Linked DNA regions of Mus musculus: all the other regions are linked to region 1. The links are chromatin loops, found by intact Hi-C in ENCODE. Cell type or tissue: heart. All regions are shown on one strand.

Region 1 (4,000 bases):
CTTCGCCATAGAGAATACCAGGGAGCCGCTTGAGGTGTCTCTGCAGAGTGGGCACCAGAGCCCAGAGCATCAGCAAAACTCCCTTCTGAGAACCCCAAATCAGAAGGACAAGGATCTATCAGGTAAGTTAGAACACCGTTGGAGCTGCAGATAAAGGGAACCCTGAGGTCAAGCGCAACACAGTCTGAGCCAGGCCCTAAGTGATGGAGACTCCTGAGAGAGTTTGAGAGGCCGTCAAATCCCAAGGTGTCAGCCGTGACATCTGGACTGGTGTTCCTTCTTTCGAGACAGTCTTTTTTTTTTTTTTTTTTTTAAATTTTGGATTTTTTTTTTTTTTTTTTTAAAGATTTATTTATTTATTATATGTAAGTACATTGTAGCTGTCTTCAGACACTCCAGAAGAGGGAGTCAGATCTCGTTACGGATGGTTGTGAGCCACCATGTGGTTGCTGGGATTTGAACTCTGGACCTTCGGAAGAGCAGTCGGGTGCTCTAACCCACTGAGCCATCTCACCAGCCCTCGAGACAGTCTTGGTGAACACATATTGCAGTCCCAGAAAGGGACTGGGCTTGGGGGTGGGAGTGCAGAGGTCAAGGAGGAGAGGAGCTGGGGGTGGGGGGACGGACATGTTCACACATAGCCTTGGGTATCACTCCAGGTAGCACTCTCTAGGCCAGGCAGAGGGATTAACAGATACTCAGAGTAAATCGTGCTGGACTTGGTTCCTGGAGTTAAGCCTCAATCACTTTCAAGCAAAGGCTTGTACGCTTAAGCCTTTGCAATTAGGCAAGACTCTGTTCTCCCTGGGAAGTCCCCCAGTCTGAAGGAGGGGTGGGGGACAGAGGTCAAGTTGCTTGCTGCAAGCAGATGGCTGTGATGGGAGGTGGGAGCGGGGGTCTTACTGGGTGTGGGAAATGGAGGGGCTATGTTCTCTGGAGCACACACCACACTCTTCTAGCTGTGTGGCTTTGGATTCTTCGATCGATATCTCTGAGGCTCAGTATCATCTACTTTGAGGTGTGATGGAGATTATTGACAAGTCAAGGCGAAGCACCAAAGGCTGTGGAGAGCCTGTGTCGACCTCTGACCTCACATGGGGACAGCTCTGATATGACCGTGGGCTATGATCCAGGTGAGGGACAGACACAAGCAAGGTTAGCAAGCCTGCCTAGCACATTTCAGCATCCCTTAAATCAGGTATGGTGGCACACACCTGTAACCCCAGCACTGAGGAAGTCAAAGTAGGAGGATGAGAAGTTCAAAGCCACCCCCAGGCACAAAGCCCATGGAGGCCAGCCTGGGCTATTTGAATCCATCTAAACAAACAAACAAACAAGAAAGCAAAACAAAGTCCGAGTAATCAAATAAATAAATAAATAAATAAAAAAGATACCCCTGCCTCAAATATATGTACATATAAAATGCAGGTTGTGAGCATATCCAAGCATGTGTACTAACCGCACCCAGCTTAGCTAGTGCTTGGGCTGGAACCCTGGGCTTCGTGCATGCTAGGCAAAGCCTTAATCACCGTAGCTACAGTCTTCAGTCCCTGACTGACCTGATGATAAGGGAAGAAGCTGACTTAAGGCTTTCAGGAGATCAATAGTAGATAGATCGAGCAAGTACGCTCCCCTGATTTAGGAATCTCTCTGTAAATGAGAGATTCTAGTCCTGATTTTAGGCAGAGTTTATTTCAGATTTAGTGGAGGCCCAGAGCTCCTGGGAGGCCCAAGAAGCATCAGCACCGCCTCCGCAGGCTTAGTCCAGGGCTCTTCCCAGCTTAGGAACATCCAGATGGCCGGGCCGCTGGGCCTGGCTCCCTCTCGCCCCCCTGTGGTCACAATTGAAACAGCCCAGAGGCCTTACTGCCAGCACTGGCTGTTCAGCAGATGGATATGCCCCGGGCGGCCCCTCTTCTCTGGAACCCTCTTCTGCTATGGAGGACACCACAACTGATGAGTCACCCCCAGACAGGAGAGAGCTGCAGAAGAAACCCCGTCTCCAGGAGGCAGGAAGAAACTCCAGACTGTTTCCTGGCCTGGTTTCAAGGCAGTCCCCACAAACTTGGGCTTTCCTGGCAACAGAGGAAGGGAGGTGGCAGGGGCCTGAGGTGTACATTCTGGCAACAGCTCCTGTCTGTTATTCCACATCCACCCCAGATCTCCTTTAGGCACAAGTCACTAGGACCAGCTTGTACTCAAGGTGGCCAGTTACCTTCTCCCTGCTCCCTGATGCCAATCTGTGACCTGTTTCATCAGATATGAGGCAGATAACACCTTTTCCATCCCAGAAAATAACACCCACTGGGGGGTTATTGGCAAGCTTCTCCATCCCAGGGAATTATACCTGGATGTCAGCCTGAAATAAGTTTGGGGTCTTGCTTGTTTGTCCAGTTGTTTTGCATTTGTGTGTGTGTGTGTGTGTGTGTGTGTATGTGTGTATGTGTGTGTAGGTTAGAGAACATATGAGAATTGGTTCTCTCCTTCCACCATGTGGACCCTGAGAATTGGTTCTCTCCTTCCACCATGTGGACCCTGAGTATTGAACTCCGGTCATGAGGGTTGGCAGCAAGCCCCTTTAACCACTAGAGTCTCTGATCCACTGAGTCTTCTGAAACAAGGTTCCTAAAGGCAGTTTTGGGTGGGAGCCCTTCTGCGTGTCTGTTCCTTCTTGTACTCACTCATTGAACACACATTGATTGTTGTCCAGCTGTATGTTAAGTACGAGGATGTGGCACGGGTATAGAGACGCAAAGTCATTGTCACAGACCCTAATCTGGCACTGAGTAATGTGGTTTGTATTTTCCCCCTGAACCCCTCCTTTCAAAAGCTGTTTCCAGAGTGTCTCTGCTTGCTAGCTGTGCGACCTTGGGCAGAAAACAAACAAGGAAAAACCAACACGGTTGCAGGTGTGGCATGCTATGCTGTGTGATTTATGTCTGTTAGGCTATTCTGACAGTGCCCCCGAGGTAAGCTGTACTCTTCCCAGATTCCGAGGTAAGGAAATGTAGCCTCAGAGAGCTTCAACTGCTGAAGCCCAAAGAACGGGCAGGCAGAGGAACCACAGTTTGGACTCAGAGCCACCAGCCTTCCCAAGGCCGAGTCTTCAATCTGCAGGATAAACGGTTTCACATCTAAAATGCCAGCTTCTTCATTTCTTCTCCTGTTCCAGTGATAGGGAGCTCACCCTTCCTGGTCACAGCCCATCATGGTGGGCAAGTCTGGACATCAAGAGCCTGAAGCATCTTGACCACAAAGCATCAGCAGCTAGAAGCAAGTGCCGGATGCATGTGTGCTCAGCTCTTCCGAATCCCTAATGTCACAGTCCAAGACTCCCTACCCAGGGAAGGGTCCCTCTCGAAATGAAGATAGCTCTTTCTATATCGATTCATAAAACCAAGATAATTCCCTACAGGTGTGCCCAGGGGCCCAACTCATAGCTGATCCCAATTCTGTCAGGATAATCAGTTCTAACCCTCGAAATAGCCTAGCAGTATTTAAAAAAAAAAAAAAAAAAAAAAGACAAAACCCAAACCTCTCTGTATCCTCTGCTGCAGCTTCCAGACAGGGACCTCAACATGGAGACGCAAGGCTGTGGTTGGGGACGCCGAGGATCAGCAGGGGGCCAGAGGCGAGGCCTGAGGCTGCTCTCTTCTCCCACAAGCTATGGAGTAATCTCAGCCCAGCATGGAGCAGTCCACAGGAAGAGGTGGAAAGTGCTCTGCTGTTGCGTTTAAAAGTCAAGTATGTGTCTGAAAATAATGTTAATGGATTCCTCAGACAACAGATACATGGGTATTTTCAGCGGCTTTGCTAATAATGGCCAACCCTGGATGTGATGCTGCAGGCCCTCAGCACTTGAGATCTGGAGGACGGATAGCCTGAGCTAAGGGAGACCCTATCCTCCAAAACAAAATGGAGGAGGGGTTTGTGGATGTAGCTCAGTGGCAGGGCCCTTAGCGCAATTCTCAACACTGAGGGAAAAAAAATAGCAACAACT
Region 2 (4,000 bases), 290 kb before region 1:
TGGGAGGAAATGACACTTTAAAATAATTTTTCAAGCTGGGTGTGGTGGCACACGCCTTTAATCTCAGCACTCGGGAGGCAGAGGCAGGCAGATTTCTGAGTTCGAGGCCAACCTTATCTACAAAGTGAGTTCCAGGACAGCCAGGGCTACACAGAGAAACCCTGTCTCGAAAAACCAAAAAAGAAAAAAGAGCCTTAAGAGTCTCAGCTCAGGCATCCATTGCCTTGCGAATGTGAAGCTGAGGTGGAGGACACAGTACTTTCCCAAGACCATGTCTAATGGTGGGGCACAGATCAGAACCCTGGTTTCCTGGTCCTAAGTCCTGGTCTCAACACTTTGTATAGGTAGTCATACCATGGTTTTGTTGTTGTTTGGTTTATTTTTTGTTTTGGATTGTTTGTTTCAGAGATAGGATTTCCCTGTATAGACCAGGCTGGCCCTAAACTCAGAGATCCACCTGCCTTCCAAGTGCTGGGATTAAAGGCATGTGGCACCACCTCCCACCTAACACCAGGGTTTAAAAAAAAAAAAAAAAAAAAAAAGGCTGCAGTAGTGCTGTGAGAATATGGGCAGACCAGAGCAGAGCATGAGTTAGAATTTTCTTCTGGAAATATGCATTCGCAGTTTGACCCCTGCCCTGGTCCATATCACACCTGGGGGAGCCAGTGATTTCACAACCAATAGTCCTGAGAACTCGGATTTTACAACATAGGGAGGTATGAGTCAGAAAGAGACTTACTTCCAGAGTTGCCACAAAGACCAGAGACTGCAGAGAGACTCACCTGCATTTTTATAGGCTTTTCTATCTACAGTCACTATTGCTTCTTCCACAGAATGTTAATTTGTACAGCCTATTAGCCGTATCATAATTCATAGGTTTGAAATTGGTTTTTTAAAGTACAGTTCTTATGCCAGTACTCGAGCCAGGATCACCCAGGGGTTCATTATCCAGGCTGTACAGCGTATTAGCCTCTGTTCTGTTTTCCTGCCGTCTCCTTCCTGCTACCGACTTTTAAAACATCATTACACTGTTCATTAGGCCATTTATTAAACTATTTCCCTCCACTGAGAGGGACTCGCATGTGTGTTTTTCCTTTTGTTTTAAGCCAAGACCCATAAAGTGTATTTCCCCCACAGTTGACATTTTCTTTTCACGATCCCTTGAAATGGAGTGTAAGTGGATTTCAGCACAGTGTTGTAAATTATGCACTGAGTATCAGTGGTAAACATTTCTTACAGAGTTTTAGAGCGTGGTTCAGGGCGGTGGGCATCTGGCATTGCATGCATTTGCCAGCTGCTGGGGAGAAAGGGAGGGGGGAGGCTGTCTCTTCACAGACCTTGATTTTTCTTCTTTTATTCGAAGTCATACAATAATTCGGAGCCCAAGTTGCAATCACAAACAGCAAAAGAATGTCTGTGCCCTTAGTGACCTAGTTTGGCACTGTGGACCTGCTTGGTTTTCCTTCTCCTTCCCTGTAGCATTGCACATTAAATTTGTCCCAGAGAACCCATGATTTTGCCTTGCTACAGACGCCATCTTGATAGCCGTTGCTTGCTCGTCTCTGGTGCCCAGAGCCTCAGCCTGTATTTCTGCTTCAGGGCAGGGCCTCAGGCAGGCAGGGAGCAGAACTACACAGTTGTACCAGGCCTGAGTAGCTAGTTGTGTCTTCCAGGGAGCTGCTGAGCCTTCCAACTTTGTGGCCTCTCCTCTGGGTTACTCTGAGTGTTCTAAGGGAGTCTCCCAGAAGCCTGCTTATTTATATTTCAGTTCTAACTGAAGATCTAGTTCTGTGCCAACCTGCTGTCCAAGTCACAGATTTAAACCAAAGGACAAAGTTCATGTGCTCACAGCGCCATTAGCTCCTGGGACTGAAGCCTCTGCCTATTACCAGCAGCTGCTACTGGCGAACTAATTGGGAGCCCACTGACCAGGGAACCCCGTAACATCAAGTAGTACTCAGGTTTTTACTAAAACAAAGCAGCTACAATTACAGAGGCATTTGTGGACTTGTAATCTGATTTCAAATTTATAACTTCATATCACAGTGGAATGATCTTCCACCATTAATATTAATTAACTATAAATGTCTGAGGAGATGGGGAAGGAATGGAAGACACAGCCCTCCTAAGCCTTTCACATTTGGGATGAGAACTGCTGATGCTTTCAGGCTCTGTTGTCTCCTGTTGCCACTTCCTAATTAACATCATAATTCAACCGATACTGAATCATTTAACTGGGTAGGAATCCCAGTCTGTGAGGCCTGGGTCCAGGTTAGCTCAGAAATCTGACACGATTCACCAGCTTGGCAGACATGTTCTAAGCCACTGCTTTAGGCCAGGCAGTGAGCTGGGACGCTACCTTGTGGGCTCCCAGCTTAAGCCCATTCCAGGGGTTCAGGACCCTGCCAGAGTAAGATGCAGGTACAGTCGGAGGTGTCTGTGAATTCTGATGCCCTCAGGTGATCCACAGATTCCCCAGTTGAGTCTTAGGTTAAGCAGGATGCCTAACCAGGAAACATGCTACCTAGACAGCTGGCCTTGGCCTTGGTGGATAAACACAAGCCACAGAGTTTCCTGCAGCCTGCTAGAAGGAAGTTCAAGCATGCTTTCTAAGGTCCACTGTCCCGGTGATGGCAGGATTGCAGCCTGCATGTTGCTGTTTGGCTTTTTGTTTGGTTTTGTAATGAAACTGTGTTCAGCCATGGGGAGGCTCAGCAGTGGGCGGTGTTGGCTCCACTCCTGTCCACCGTTCTTCTGCCCTCTCTGATGATAAGTACGATAGTTCATCTGTAATGAGCACTTGTACTCTATATAAACTGCAATCCTGAATCGTGTAAGCGGTCATTTTCCACTCTGCTTGGAAACAGAGGCTTTCTGCTTGGCTTAGTTACAGCCAGAATTCGGGGGTTTCCCTTCTCAACAACATGATAGTTTCAGAGGCATATTTTTTCCACAAAATAGATAAGTTAGCTTTCCAAGCTTGTCCAAAATGTGTAATGGTTACTCTTGTCCTCAAGTGTCAAAGGCAAATAAACAGTTCTAAGATAGCCGTGTACAAGTAAATGATGCTGTGCGTTCTTGAGCTGCCTTCCACTGTGTCCTGGCTTTTTCTCAAGGGATTAGTGCATCTTGAAGCTAGCTCAATAGCTTGGATCATAAAACTGCCAAGTCTCAAGTTATTGTTTTAAATTTCCTACGGGAGATTGCATCTTAAGTATAAAGGGGACTTACCCCATGACTCGGTGCCCTTACTGATGGGGGGAGGGGCGTGTCTCGTCATGCTGTTTGCTTTTCTCACCCAAGTCACAGGCTTTCAAGATTTGATGGAGTGCTTGCATTGATTTTTAATTTTCTTAGTCACCAGAAAATACATTTAAAATATAAATAGGCAAAAGCTTTACACTGTAACCTCCCTTGCCTCTGTGTCAACATTTTTGCCTTTCCTTGCTGATCCCAGGTCCGTAAGACTGCACATCCTTCTCTAACAATCTAAGCTTGCTTGTCATGCTGCCCCTCCTCTTGTCTCCTGGAATCACTTAGTCATGCATTTCCTTCTGTAGGTCTCTCAATGGTTCTACCATGAACAAGACCAACAGCTATTGATTTGGGGATGTCACAGAGGCCTCGTGGATCCCTGTGACATGAGCCCTGGTGCTTCTGTGGTCACTAGGCACTGTTTTCTGACTGAATCCTCCTGAAGATGTCTGTCCTGACTCTTACCTTCTTTTGTGACTTGCTAAAGTCAGAGAAGAGGCAGAAGTTGTAAGATGACATCTCATTTAAAAGGTGACCTTGCCGGCCGGGTGTGGTGGTGCACGCTTTTAATCCCAGCCCTTGGGAGGCAGAGGCAGGCGGATTTCTGAGTTCGAGGCCAGCCTGGTCTACAGAGTGAGTTCCAGGACAGTCAGGGCTACACAGAGAAACCCTGTCTCGAAAAACAAAAAACAAACAAACAAAAAAGCAAAAGGTGACCTTGCCATCTTGCCTTTTTGGCACGGAA
Region 3 (4,000 bases), 130 kb before region 1:
GCTGTCTTCTAAGATTTTAGCTGTAATGAAATCTGAGGCAGATCTGAGTTCCCAACACAACTGTAGTGTGTTCTCTAGCGGGCAGTTTCTGTATTTAGATTTTTGTTGTTGGTGCCTTTGTTTTTTGAAACACAGTTTCTCTGTTTATCCTTAAGTCATTATGTAGACCAGGCTGGCCTCAAACTCAAGAGATCCACCTGCCTCTGCCTCCTAGACCTGGGATTAAAGGTCTGCACCACCAACGGCCTGGCTAGAAATCTTATATGCTCAGACATAAAACAAATTGTGTGTGTGTGTGAACACACTACTATTAGCATAGCGATTAACACCATTATTTAGTGCTGTCAGCTACAGTGGTGGGTACCTTGAGTACTCACCACTTTTAGCATGCCTTTTTCCCTTCTCACATCTCCTGACACATCCCTAGGTTACTATTACTATTTCAAGGATAAGCTCACTAAGGCTCAAAGCCAGTAGCTAGGAAGTGCACAGCTAGGATTTGAGTGTAAAGCCTAAGTTTTAAAGCACTGCCTTTGGCTTTCCAGTTACCACTCTCTGTTCTGTACATTGCCAATGGCCACCTTTATGGCTAGCTTTGTCACAACACACACCCAGTCACTCCATTGGGTACTCTTTAAAAGGTGTACAGTGGATAGCACTGCATCTGCACCTACCACCCAGCTGTGTGTCAGTCTCAGTGCCTCACTCTATCTGCTTCTGAGTTTATATATAAGCAGTCAGCCTGCAGGTCAGCCTAAGGCTCTGTGTCCGCTCCTTCAGGCCAACCCCCTTCTTATCTCAGCATAACTACTATTCTGAAATCCTGCTTCAAGACCTGCATTTTAATGTCTGCTCATACCTATCTCTTATATTAAGCATCCATGGATGGGCAGCCACAAATAGCATGATTTTACATGTTTCTAAACTATGACACATTACATACCCATCATTCAGATACGTTTCAGCCATGTTTCTGAAATGGAGTTCATTTATTCCCAACTTTTTCATTAATAAAAGTCCTACTTCCATGAATACTCTTACACTGGTCTTATGTGTGTGAGCATTTCTGAGGTATGCAGTTAGAAACACTAGGCCAAACAAAACCAGTGTTCCCTTACCAAACCCTATCACACTGCTCATGGGAGGACTCATCAATTCTCACCCTAGCAGCAGAGCCCACTCAGTTCTGCTACTACCAGACAGTTTAACTTCTGTCAATATAACAGTGTGACATTATCAAAGTTCTGTTTCAGCTCACATTTCCGTGATTAGTAATGAGGCTAGGCACGTTTTCATAAGTGTTTAATTAATAGGTGCTTCGTTTAAAACAGAAACTATACAGCTAACTAAGCATCTAAGGTACCAAAGTAATATTAAATGGATTAGGATGGACTTCTCCACATTCCTACAGACATCAAAGTTAAGTTCATATTGTCAGTCTTGGTCTAGTCACTATATTGATAAAAAGAAGATTAAATCAAATAATGTATGGTACTTGCCAACTAAGCAATGCAATTTTAAAAATATCCAAGCTCTTCTACCGAAGTCATTCATGTTAATATATGAACAAGTCAAAGAAACAAAGAAATAACATCAGCCAGACGATAAACAACCGCCCCCGAGGCAGGCAGAGCTCCTAATACACTGTTTCAAGAAAGTGCTTAGATGCTTTCTGTAAACACTGAAACAGCAAAGGCAGGAAGGAGGCAACACTATATAGTAGAGAGCATTAAGTACTGTATTTAAGAAGGTTTGAAATAGAAACGCAGAATCCGTTTACACTAAGGCTCACTGGGCGATGAGCAGTCCACCAGAAGGTTATGTCTGAGACATTCATTAAAGGAGAAGAGCGTCAGTGAGCCAGACAGAGGAAAAGCGTGTTAATACATGGAAAATGGCAGGCCACAGAAATGTAGAGAATAACTACTACTCTCTGAAAACACCAGCGGGGTTGGATGAACGTAATGCACATAGGTCCATGCAATCCAAAGTATGTAATCCATACTTTAAGGATTATGTGTAATGTGTTTAACAGTGCCCAATACATACTGGCAAACACTATATGAGCTTGCTTGCACCTTATTTTTCTGTCTCAAGAAATACAAAGTTTAATTGAATAAAATTTTAAAATCTGCGAAAGTAGAAGTGAAATAACCATCAACCAAGGTAAGAGAAGCAGACATTCTAGGACTCTCACTCTGCCTCCATCCCTGCCACTCTAGGGTCTGGACTCTAGTACAGAGTAACTTCATCTCCCTCCCCAGTGACAGGTGACGTGGAATATGGCCCCATGGCCACTAGAGGGTGGCCAAGTCTCTTGCATCCATCACACCCCTTACTTTGTTTCAAGGGTCTTTAACTTTCAGGTTAAAGATTTTTGGATCCTAAAATTCATTATGTAAAGATTAAAAATCACTATTAAAACAAAATGAGAGATTTCTTCGGAGCAAAAAGCATATCAGAATATTAAATCTGGCTGTTTTAGTGTTTTACCAAATTCTTCCATCCAAGTCTTGAAAGATGAACTTTCGATAGGGATGGGCATGCTTGGGCTGCAAGCAGCAACACCAAGCCCTAAGCTCCACTGCCCAAATACAGTGCAGGTGGAAGTTAAGGCTGCTGGATGCGGACTACTACAGAATGTACCTCCAAGTGCTAGACACAAATGTCAAACTTTATGATCTTGTCTTCCACATTTTAAAATCTTATACTTTCACCAAAAATCGGAATGACTTATGATATACAACTATGTATTTTTTTAACTGAGAAAAATTGGTTAAATTTACTTTTGAACAAGAGTGACATGAAGGTCTATTCCACATAATCCCAAACCATTATTTACAGTACTGTGGTGCTTTGAATAGGTATGGCCCCCATAAGTGGATGTATTGAATTCTTGGCCCAATAGTAGCACTATTAGGAGGTGTGGCCTTGTTGGAGGAAGTGCGTCACTGAGGAGGCTTTGAGGTCTCCTATTCTCAAGCTGTGCCTAGTGTGGCGCACAGTCTCCTTCTGCTGCCTGTGGATTGAGACGTAGAACTCTCAGCTCCTCCTGCACCATGCCTGCCTGGATGCTGCCATGTTCCTGCCAAGAAGATAATGGACTGAACTTCTGAACCTATAAGGCAGCCCCAATTAAATGTTTTCCTGTTAGAGTTGCCTTGGTCATGGTGTCTCTTCACATCAATAAAACCCTAAAACAAGTATCTACTTACATTTTAATTACATATTTATGGACATGAAAAAGATTATTGATATAAAAATGATTGTTTTACTGACTGTGAAAAAGAAAATAATGTTCAGATTATTTTTAATTCATAAAACAAAATTGGAGAAAAGCAAAAATTTTCTACCAGTTTTTTATTTTTTTTTCTTTTTTCTTTTTTTTTTTTTCCTTGTTTCTTTTTTAGACAAGGTCTCTCACTGTCTAGACCAGGCTGACCATGAACTCAGAGATCTATCCGCTTCTGTCTCCAAGCTGCTGAAATTAAAGGCAAGGATCACCATGCCTGGCTCCTATTGTTACTCTAAACAAAAATGCCCTACTCACAAATCCACACCTGTTAAAAAACAAATACCTTAAAAATGTAGTCAAGGGGACAATCGTTGGCTTAGCAATTAAAAGTACTTTCTACTCTTGCAGAAAACCCACAGAAAATGTCTGTGTGTTCACACAGGAGGTGAGATAATCATGCAAAGCATTTTTAAAGGTCTTAGAAAAAAAAAAAAAAACAACTTACTGTTCACATATGAAGAAGTGTGAAACAAATTTTACTTTCTGTGTATTTGGGCTAGCAACCAAACCTCAGAAACAAGTTCAGGTAGTCCCCTCCCCACTGAGTCCTGATCACAAAAGGGGACACTCCAGTCAAACACACCCCACCCCCACAGCCCCACCCGCCTCGATCTGCCCTGGTTACTGAGTTGAGCAGCAAAGCTCGGGGAACACTGGCCACACTCCTCTATCCTCTTACTATGTATGGTGCTCACACTTCCGCCA
Region 4 (4,000 bases), 53 kb before region 1:
TACTATCACTTTCTTTCCCACCTTTCAGATGCTTTCCAGCATCCTCCCTTTCTTCCAATAACTAGGTCCACAACAGCTACAATAAATTTATTTTCAAACCGCCTGTGTGTAGAGTGATACGGTAAGTACAAAGCCTTCATTAAGCCATATGATGGAAACTGTACAATTTCACCCCAAACCAGGGCAAATAGAATGCAACAAGCTACTCTGTTTGCAGTAGACCACCTACCCTGACCCATAAGGACACAACCAGGGTACTGGCAGAACAAGCCTCCCTGTGAAGGATATAAACTGCCTCCTACAACTGTCAGCTACAAACCTGAAGGTACAACCACAAACAAGCCCATTTACAGTGACTATGTATGAATTAAGGCTGTTTGCATTCTATTATCAAAATACCAATTTATTGACCAAACACTAAAGGCTAGCACGTGGACAGAATGGTAAACTGTATTTGCACTAACTGCTCAGTTCCAATTTACTGAAGCTAAAATTCCTAGAGCTTACTAGTTTAAAAAAAAAAGAAAAGAAAAAAAAAAACACGTAAGTGCTACCATTTGGTCAACTATATGGAAGTGTAAAAAAACAAGTATGTTAAACTGTGTGTGTGTGTGTGTGTGTGTGTGTGTGTGTGTTTTCAATAAGCTCCAATCTGGAAATAACCCAGAAGCCCTTTGACAGCCAAAGAGTGAACCATCTGTAGTAAACTCAGGCAATAAAAACCTTCCAGCAGTGAGGAGAAACTAGTCACATGCGCACAACTTAAGACTAACCACCAAGACAGAAGCCAGACAAAATAGAAAGCATGGGAGTTTATGTAGCATTCAACAGCAAACACACGTCGTCCATGCACTAGACTAAGTGAGATAACGGCTGTTCTGTTCTGGAGACACATGAGAACAGTGGCTGGAGAGATATCAAATGACTCTGAGGACTATATGTAATAGTCTCTGTCCCTAAGTCAACTTCGGTCACACCAAACAACTAGTTATAACAATGTGCTCTAGGTACCTGCACACCCACGACACCCCACTAGTCAGAAAAAAGGTTAACAGAAACAACTCCCACATCTAGATGCTAAGTCCTAAGATTACCAAAAGCTGAACTTAAACATGCTCCTTTTGGACCAACTGTCCCATAGAGAACAAGAAAATTATGGATAGATATAGGAAGTAACTGCCTAAAGGAACTGAACAGCAGCCAAAAACAGAGGTAAACTATAGAGGAAACTCCCCCAAGAACATAAAGGAGCATCAAGGAGGGAGGGAGGTCTGCATCTGTGCAGATCCTCATGCCAACACATAAGTACTTTATCAACTGAGCCACCTCCCCAGCTCACAATTCCGTGTTTTGTAACATCTGACTGATGGCAAGCTCAATTCAGCCATCTGAACAGAAATGAATCCACTGACTAGAATCATCAAGGGCAAACTTCAGAGTGATGTCATCAGATAGAAATGGAGAGGGTCGAGAGGTACATCAGGAAGACAGAGAGACACAAAGAAGAGTCCAAAATCTGCATACAAAGTTAACAAAATGAAACTACGAGTAGCTAGGGTTAAAATGGAGATGCCAGAGGGCTGAGGGTAGAGCTCAAAGGTAGAATGCATGTTTCATATGGGTGACCCGCTCAACTCAAAAAAAGGGCTATTATGATGGTTGTACAACATAGGATGTGGATACACAATCCTATGTCACTTAAGGACATCCTGATAAGGCATCATTAGGCAATTTCATCATTGTGTGAACATCGCAGAGTGCACACACACTTGTATACACACACACACACAAATTGATCTCCACTAGGGGAGCTGTTTTGGGAAGCTATGGAGCCTTAATGGAGGAGATGAATTACTGAGTGTCTTTAAAATTAATGACTTACACTACTGTTTAGCTCAGCTTTGCTTCCAAATTCTCACTCTGCTCCACACTTAAACCATGTGGGTAAATGCACTAACAGAGATGGCATCTTTGAAAGTACCCCAGATTGCACAATTTTGCACAGATTGCACAGATTTGCACAAGTCCAAACATTTCATAGTGGCATAGTACCACTTACTGACAAGTTCCTAAAAGTCTTGGTGAATTCTGACTTGACCTCAAAGGCATTTCTTACTAACATTTACAATGACTGAAAAAAAAAAAAATGAACCTTTTTCTCTGATGCAGAAATTTCAAAAATCACTGATAGTCCACTACTAAGTGCACTGTCCTAGTACTCAGCTCTGTCTGCACACAAAACAATGCTCTGACAATGGAGATGGCCACAAAAATCAGACATCTGTACAGGAACTAAAATTTAATTTCAAGCTTCTTTTTTATTCCAAAAAAAATTAATAAATATTCTTTGTTGTGTTTATTTCAAGACACAGTCTCACTACATGTAACCTCAATTAGCCTAAAGCTCACTACACAGACCATGCTGGCTTCAAGATTGGGGCAATTCTCCTGCACCTGCTCCCAAAGGCTGATATTAATGACCTCACTACCGTTTGGCTTTCTAAAAATGTCTAAAATAAAAAGGCCATCTTTTGATTTAAATCTTTTCTTACCAATCATCTATGAAAAACTGGGAGCCTATCAAGATAATCTGAATCTTCTCAAGCTCCTATCAAATTAGAATAATTAGTTGAGCAAACACAGACACACCCTATCTAATTTCACAATACCACTCAAACATAATTCCAGGAAGAAACTTTTTAGTGGGGGAAGGGAAGGACAAGGAATCTTGCTATGAAACCCACACTGAACTCAAATCTGAGCTGGAATCTCCCTGTTCTGTTCCACTAGCAGGAGGCTTGCCTTCTAAACACTTCTGTTACTGAGTCCTCCAATGAACTCTCTCTGCTTAAGGTTAAGGCAGAAGTTTCCATCAGAGACAGCTCTGGGCACTAAGCCAAGTAGAGCAGCCAGAGATAACATGGGGGGAGGGGTCCACTGCAAGTTTCACTGTTGCAGCAAACTAGTTTCTGTGCCAACCATCAGACCCCAAACTGCCTACAGACCACATCATCTATGACCCCTTTCTAGTTAACCTGCCCTCCACTGCCAGAGGCACCTCCTCTCTCCTTCTTTCTTAGCACCAGGAAGGTCTAAACAAGGCCATCAGATAAAATCAGAATAGAAACTGTCTGCATGTGTGAATACAGAAAAAAAAAATAGTAATTTAAGCCTCAAAAACAAAAGGCTCTTTTTGACTTAATTTTTAAATTCAGTAACACAATGTTTAAGTTGCTACTTACTGACCGTTGCATCAACTTTGTAAACCTGGCAAACATTTACCTTTAAATGACTTAGTAGAAAAGAGTAAAGTGTCTGCCTTAGTTCTCAGCAATGCAGAAACATTAAAAACAAAGTATTTCACGGTTAGTACTATCAGATGTCCTTGATTTCCAACTGTTCTGCACAAAGAAACTTTATTTTCATGACAATGAACTACTAGAAGCTAATATTAAATATGAATTCTGAAGATGCAAACCTAACCACTCACATTTAAACCTAACATTTTAAAAGGGAAAAAAATACCATTATCAATTTAGTGAACAGTTTTATGGCCAAGAGGCCTGTGAAAAAGATTAAAGTGTTTATATCTATAGAGCTGAGTTACAATTACCCCACTGCAAAGAAGTGAGCCAACAGACTGTTTGTTTGTGTCCATGTTTATTGTCTCAGGAATACTCTCTGCGGGCGAATAGTTCTTTTCCATAAATACATTTTTGCATACCCATTATGTTTCAAACATTGGTAAAAACAGTGTCTGAAAACCAAGTCAAACAGCCCCTGCCCCGATGGAACTTCCTGCCTGTTATCAAGCCAACCCACCCTCATACCTCAGACAGAAGTGATGTGACAGGAGGATTTGGCAAATGGCCCAAACACTGCTTGTCCCCTGCTGTTTAGTCTGTTTGCTTCCTCCAAACAGATGACTGCCTGCCTGGCCCTGGTTACACAGTTGTTATAATCAAAACCGTGACTCCCTGCCTATTTGAAAATACGTTTA
Region 5 (4,000 bases), 620 kb before region 1:
GGAAGACGGGCGTGGGCAATGCCAAGCGCTACACAGCTATGGGCACTTGGTGATCTATGTGAGCAGTTTAAACACATCATAGGCTGAAATAAAGCTAACACTGTTTAGTACATAAAGGTCTGGGCAGCAAGTCCCTTTGTGTAAAAGGCTGGTCTTGAGGCCTGAAAGGATTCAAAAGAAGTTTGCGCTGAACCAGGGATACACATGAGTCTGTACAGACTAAGCCAGGTAGCTTCTATGGTTGAAAAAGCATGGGAAAGAAAATGTCAAATCAAAAGATTTGGGGGAATGAAGTACATTCAGGAGAAAGACCAGATATCAAAAGGTGGGTCACAGGAATCTAGGAGGGCCAGTTTCAAATGTCCAATGCTGGAATCACCAAATGGGATTCTAATACTGGACCTACCCAATTTAACAATGTGAACCATATTTCTAGGGGTGGGAAGTACTTGCTAGGTGAGTCTTGCCAGGACATAATCCTTATTCCTTAAGTGTGCTTCTGTATGCATTGAAAAGCATGTATGTGGCCAGGCCTTGGCAGGAGTTGGGACAGTGCACTTGCAAATACACTTACCTGGCAAGTAGCGGTGGGAAGAACAGGCTGGGGGTTGGGGACCTTGCTGCTGCTCAGGGGAGACAGTCCTCTACTGGTACAGTCGCCTGGAGGTTGCAGGAGGCTATAGACGTGTGAACATTTCCTTTTCACACTGCAGGAGGCTACGACTTCTTCTTCTTCTTTTTTTTTTTTTGGTTTTTCAAGACAGGGTTTCTCTGTATAGCCCTGGCTGTCCTGGAACTCACTTTGTAGACCAGGCTGGCCTCGAACTCAGAAATCAGCCTGCCTCTGCCTCTTGAGTGCTGGGATTAAAGGTGTGCGCCAATACCGCCCGGCAGGCTGCAACTTCTTATGAAGCAGCAGCCTTTGCAGTGTCTGGCAAGGGTCCTCTTGACTTGTGGACAGGCACTTTGCCTTGTGGACAGGTACTGTGCCTTCTCGGGGCAGAAGTTTACTGCAACATGCATCCCATTCCAGGAGGCTCCACCTAAGTAATTTGCCTTGTAGGAGCTCATTTCCAAGTACCATTTTGGGGAGTGGGCCTAGTCAGAGGAATTTCGAAGGACCCCAGAGTTGTCCCATAGCATAGTACACAGACCTTGACAACTTGGTTGTGGAGGGACCTTTGTTCTCAAGATGCTGTTAGAAGCATGGGAAGGCCCAAGGGCATGCACTGCAGAGTTGGCCTGCAAGAAGTCCTGATACCTACAGCTTGTTCATCCCGTCACTTGACACATATATGATCAAAGATGGCTAAGGCCAGTCAGTGCTGTGTGTCCACTAAAAACGGCCATTGAAAGGAAGTAACCTGGGATTCCTCACTTGTCTAAGGGCTGAAAGTGTTTTCCAAGGCTCTGCAGCCAAATTGATCTCCTTACGTTCTGGAAGACCAACAGTTTTATGTGATGTTACTTATTTACCATTTCCCAGTGGGGGGGGGGCTCTGACTTTGTGTGGTGACATGCTGAAATGAGGTTTTGTTTCTTTAAGTGGGAGTTGAAATGCAGGTGAAATGCTCTCATCCCGAGGCCACTGTATCCAGCAAGATCACTAACATAACTCATAGCCTACTGAGGTTATGCTTGTCAACTTCTCTCCTGTAAACTTAATCTCCGGCCACCTCCTTTTCTACACTGTTCTCTTCAGAGGAAAATAAACTATGTGAAACTCCAAACTGAGGAGTCATGAGGCTGGCCATGAGCACGTGGAGAGAGGGGGAAGGGGAATGAGAAGAGAGGGGAAGGGGAAGGGAGCAAGAGAGGAGGGGGTGTGAGTCAGGCACACCTGGCTGTTGCCAGGTAACTGTGGGCGGAGCCTAGACTAAATGCCAACTTGAATGACATCACACCAACCAACATCCTCCTCCACTAAATACCACTTGTCAAACCAACTGAAAACGGGCCCCCACACATTTCCAGAATGACCCCTAGGGGTCAGTACTGCTCCGCTGAAACCACTGGTCTTTCTTAAGATTTCTGATTCTAGTTTCTTCAAAGAGGAATGGGTCCTGATAGCGTTTCCAAGGGAATGAATGGGCAGAGTCTTCACTTCGATAGTTTCCGGCAACGGACAGCGGGGATTTTCCACCTCTGATCAGCAGCTACATACCTGAGCCATTTGTCTTCGGGAGCCCTTCTATACAGTGTTTTATGTAGTGTTTTGCTAAATTGCATACTTAGAATTTCGAGGCAACTAATGGAACACGTTAGTAACGGACAGTTGAGCAGTAACACCAAGGAAACAGTAACCCGGACGACACAGAATAGCCAGCTAGTGACAGTTAGCTGTGCTTAAGCAGGCTTCTCTTCAATGGTGATGACTCAGCTCAATCCAGTCAATAGTTAAGAGAAATTACAGCAAGTGCATAAATCTGAGGCCTACTGTCCAGGTGGTGGGGGTGCATGTCCTCCAATCCCGGTGCTCGGGGGTTGGGGACGGGGGACAGGGAGCAGGGAGAAGAGGCAGGCAGATGGAGGTCAGCATGGTCTACAGAGCAAGTTCCAGGACAGCCAAGGGCTACATAGATAAATCCTTTCTCAAACCGCACCCCCCAAATGAGACCTACTGATGTTAGCATATTACAGAATATTTTTTAAAAGGATTTATTTATTTACTATATGTAAGTACACTGTAGCTGTTTTCAGACATCCCAGAAGAGGGCATCAGATCTCATTATGGATGGTTGTGAGCCACCATGTGGTTGCTGGGATTTGAACTCATGACCTTTGGAAGAGCAGTCAGTGCTCTTACCCACTGAGCCATCTCTCCAGCCCCAGAATATTTTTAAAATGCTAATACCCAGGACTTTTAGAGCTGTAATAAAATAGGTACCTCATAAATGTCATCAAAATACACATTATGGCTGAAGACAGGGCTAAGAGCAGTGGCTGAGTTGAGTTTCCAGCACCCATGTTGGGTGGCTCACATCAACCTTTTTAGATTTGGCATCTTTTTCTGGGCTCTATACTCACAAACACACATACACACACAGGGTAAACATAATTCTAAAAAATATACATATATATATGTGTGTGTGTGTATTTTAAAGCACATTAGATTTACAATAGTCTTTAAGAGTTTAAAGGCTTTCAAATGCTTTATTTATTTGGCTAATGCTGTGGCTTTCTACATCCTAGAAAATATTCAGTGGTTTTAATTTCTAAATTAAATGTGGCTTGTTGCTTGCATTACTTTTTTACAGTAGGAAAAAAAAAAAGGGAAGCCGGGCGGTGGTGGCGAACGCCTTTAATCCCAGCAATTGGGAGGCAGAGGCAGGTGGATTTCTGAGTTTGAGGCCAGCCTGGTCTACAGAGTGAGTTCCAGGACAGCCAGGGCTACACAGAGAAACCCTGTCTAGACAAAACAAAACAAAACAAACAAACAAAGCTGAAACAGGTTAGGTAGAAAACAGTCATGAAAGTCAGCGCTTTCTCATCCACTGCCCACTGTTCACTCTGAAGCAGTGTTCTTTTTCTTTTCTTTTTTGGCTAATGTTCATTTTGTATTTTAAAACTATAGTCTCCTAGGCACACCCCTCCCAGCCCTAACTCCCCAAGTGTACTGCTAACTTCCTCAAGCTGTGTCCAGAAGCCAAAGACAAGCAAGCCTCTGCCCCTCCAGATCGACAGACGGCCTACATCTCAGGGCTGTGATTTCTCCCTTTTCTCGGTTAGCTACAGGAATAGAAAGTCTCTACCTAGGGACCCGTTGATCTTCAGGGCTGTCCTTCCTGACCCCCCTCCCAGGCCAAAGCTTCAAGGTTCCTGCCTGGCACTGCGGGGCCCATGGTCTAGCTGCTTGAATGGATATGGGCCGTGAGTTAACAAGACATGCAAGGAGGTGAGTTAATGTTTTCGGCATCGTGTCATGTAACAATATAAAGATTTAATGGAGTGTTCAGAGCATGATTGGGGGCACAAAATCATATTAAATGTCTGTGTAGAA

What was found. Hi-C counts contacts between places; a loop is a spot of excess contacts. Peaks named below come from ENCODE experiments on the same cell type or tissue, not always from the same donor. Only the 100,000 strongest peaks of a DNase experiment are listed, where the experiment ranks them.
Region 2: a loop joins it to region 1, with 2.5 times the contacts of the local background. A loop is called at or near these places in 4 of 42 quality-filtered maps.
Region 3: a loop joins it to region 1, with 7 times the contacts of the local background. A loop is called at or near these places in 18 of 42 quality-filtered maps.
Region 4: a loop joins it to region 1, with 6 times the contacts of the local background. A loop is called at or near these places in 14 of 42 quality-filtered maps.
Region 5: it touches region 1 in a loop (3-fold over the local background); 3 of 42 quality-filtered maps call a loop at or near these places.

The regions. Positions count from the first base shown.
Region 1 is chr17:29,973,777-29,977,776 of GRCm38, reverse strand. No RefSeq gene overlaps it. Among named protein-coding and RNA genes, the nearest start is that of Zfand3, 29 kb to the left of the region's middle. In heart, no CTCF peak of the experiment used is centred here; a DNase peak (open chromatin) is centred at 1,836; H3K27ac peaks cover 396 bases.
Region 2 is chr17:30,260,389-30,264,388 of GRCm38, reverse strand. The region is part of intron 9 of Btbd9 (BTB (POZ) domain containing 9); the gene reads left to right. Among named protein-coding and RNA genes, the nearest start is that of Zfand3, 260 kb to the right of the region's middle. In heart, no CTCF peak of the experiment used is centred here; no DNase peak of the experiment used is centred here.
Region 3 is chr17:30,103,856-30,107,855 of GRCm38, reverse strand. All of the region lies in intron 2 of Zfand3 (zinc finger, AN1-type domain 3), which reads right to left. Among named protein-coding and RNA genes, the nearest start is that of Zfand3, 100 kb to the right of the region's middle. In heart, a CTCF peak has its summit at 2,299 (motif pointing right); no DNase peak of the experiment used is centred here.
Region 4 is chr17:30,026,679-30,030,678 of GRCm38, reverse strand. The region is part of intron 1 of Zfand3 (zinc finger, AN1-type domain 3); the gene reads right to left. Among named protein-coding and RNA genes, the nearest start is that of Zfand3, 24 kb to the right of the region's middle. In heart, a CTCF peak has its summit at 1,801; DNase peaks (open chromatin) are centred at 2,918 and 3,838; H3K4me3 peaks cover 1,289 bases; H3K27ac peaks cover 2,100 bases.
Region 5 is chr17:30,588,977-30,592,976 of GRCm38, reverse strand. It overlaps Glo1 (glyoxalase 1), which reads left to right. Exons shown (of 6, transcript NM_025374.3): 6 at 1-116. Among named protein-coding and RNA genes, the nearest start is that of Btbd9, 15 kb to the right of the region's middle. In heart, a CTCF peak has its summit at 1,985; a DNase peak (open chromatin) is centred at 1,966.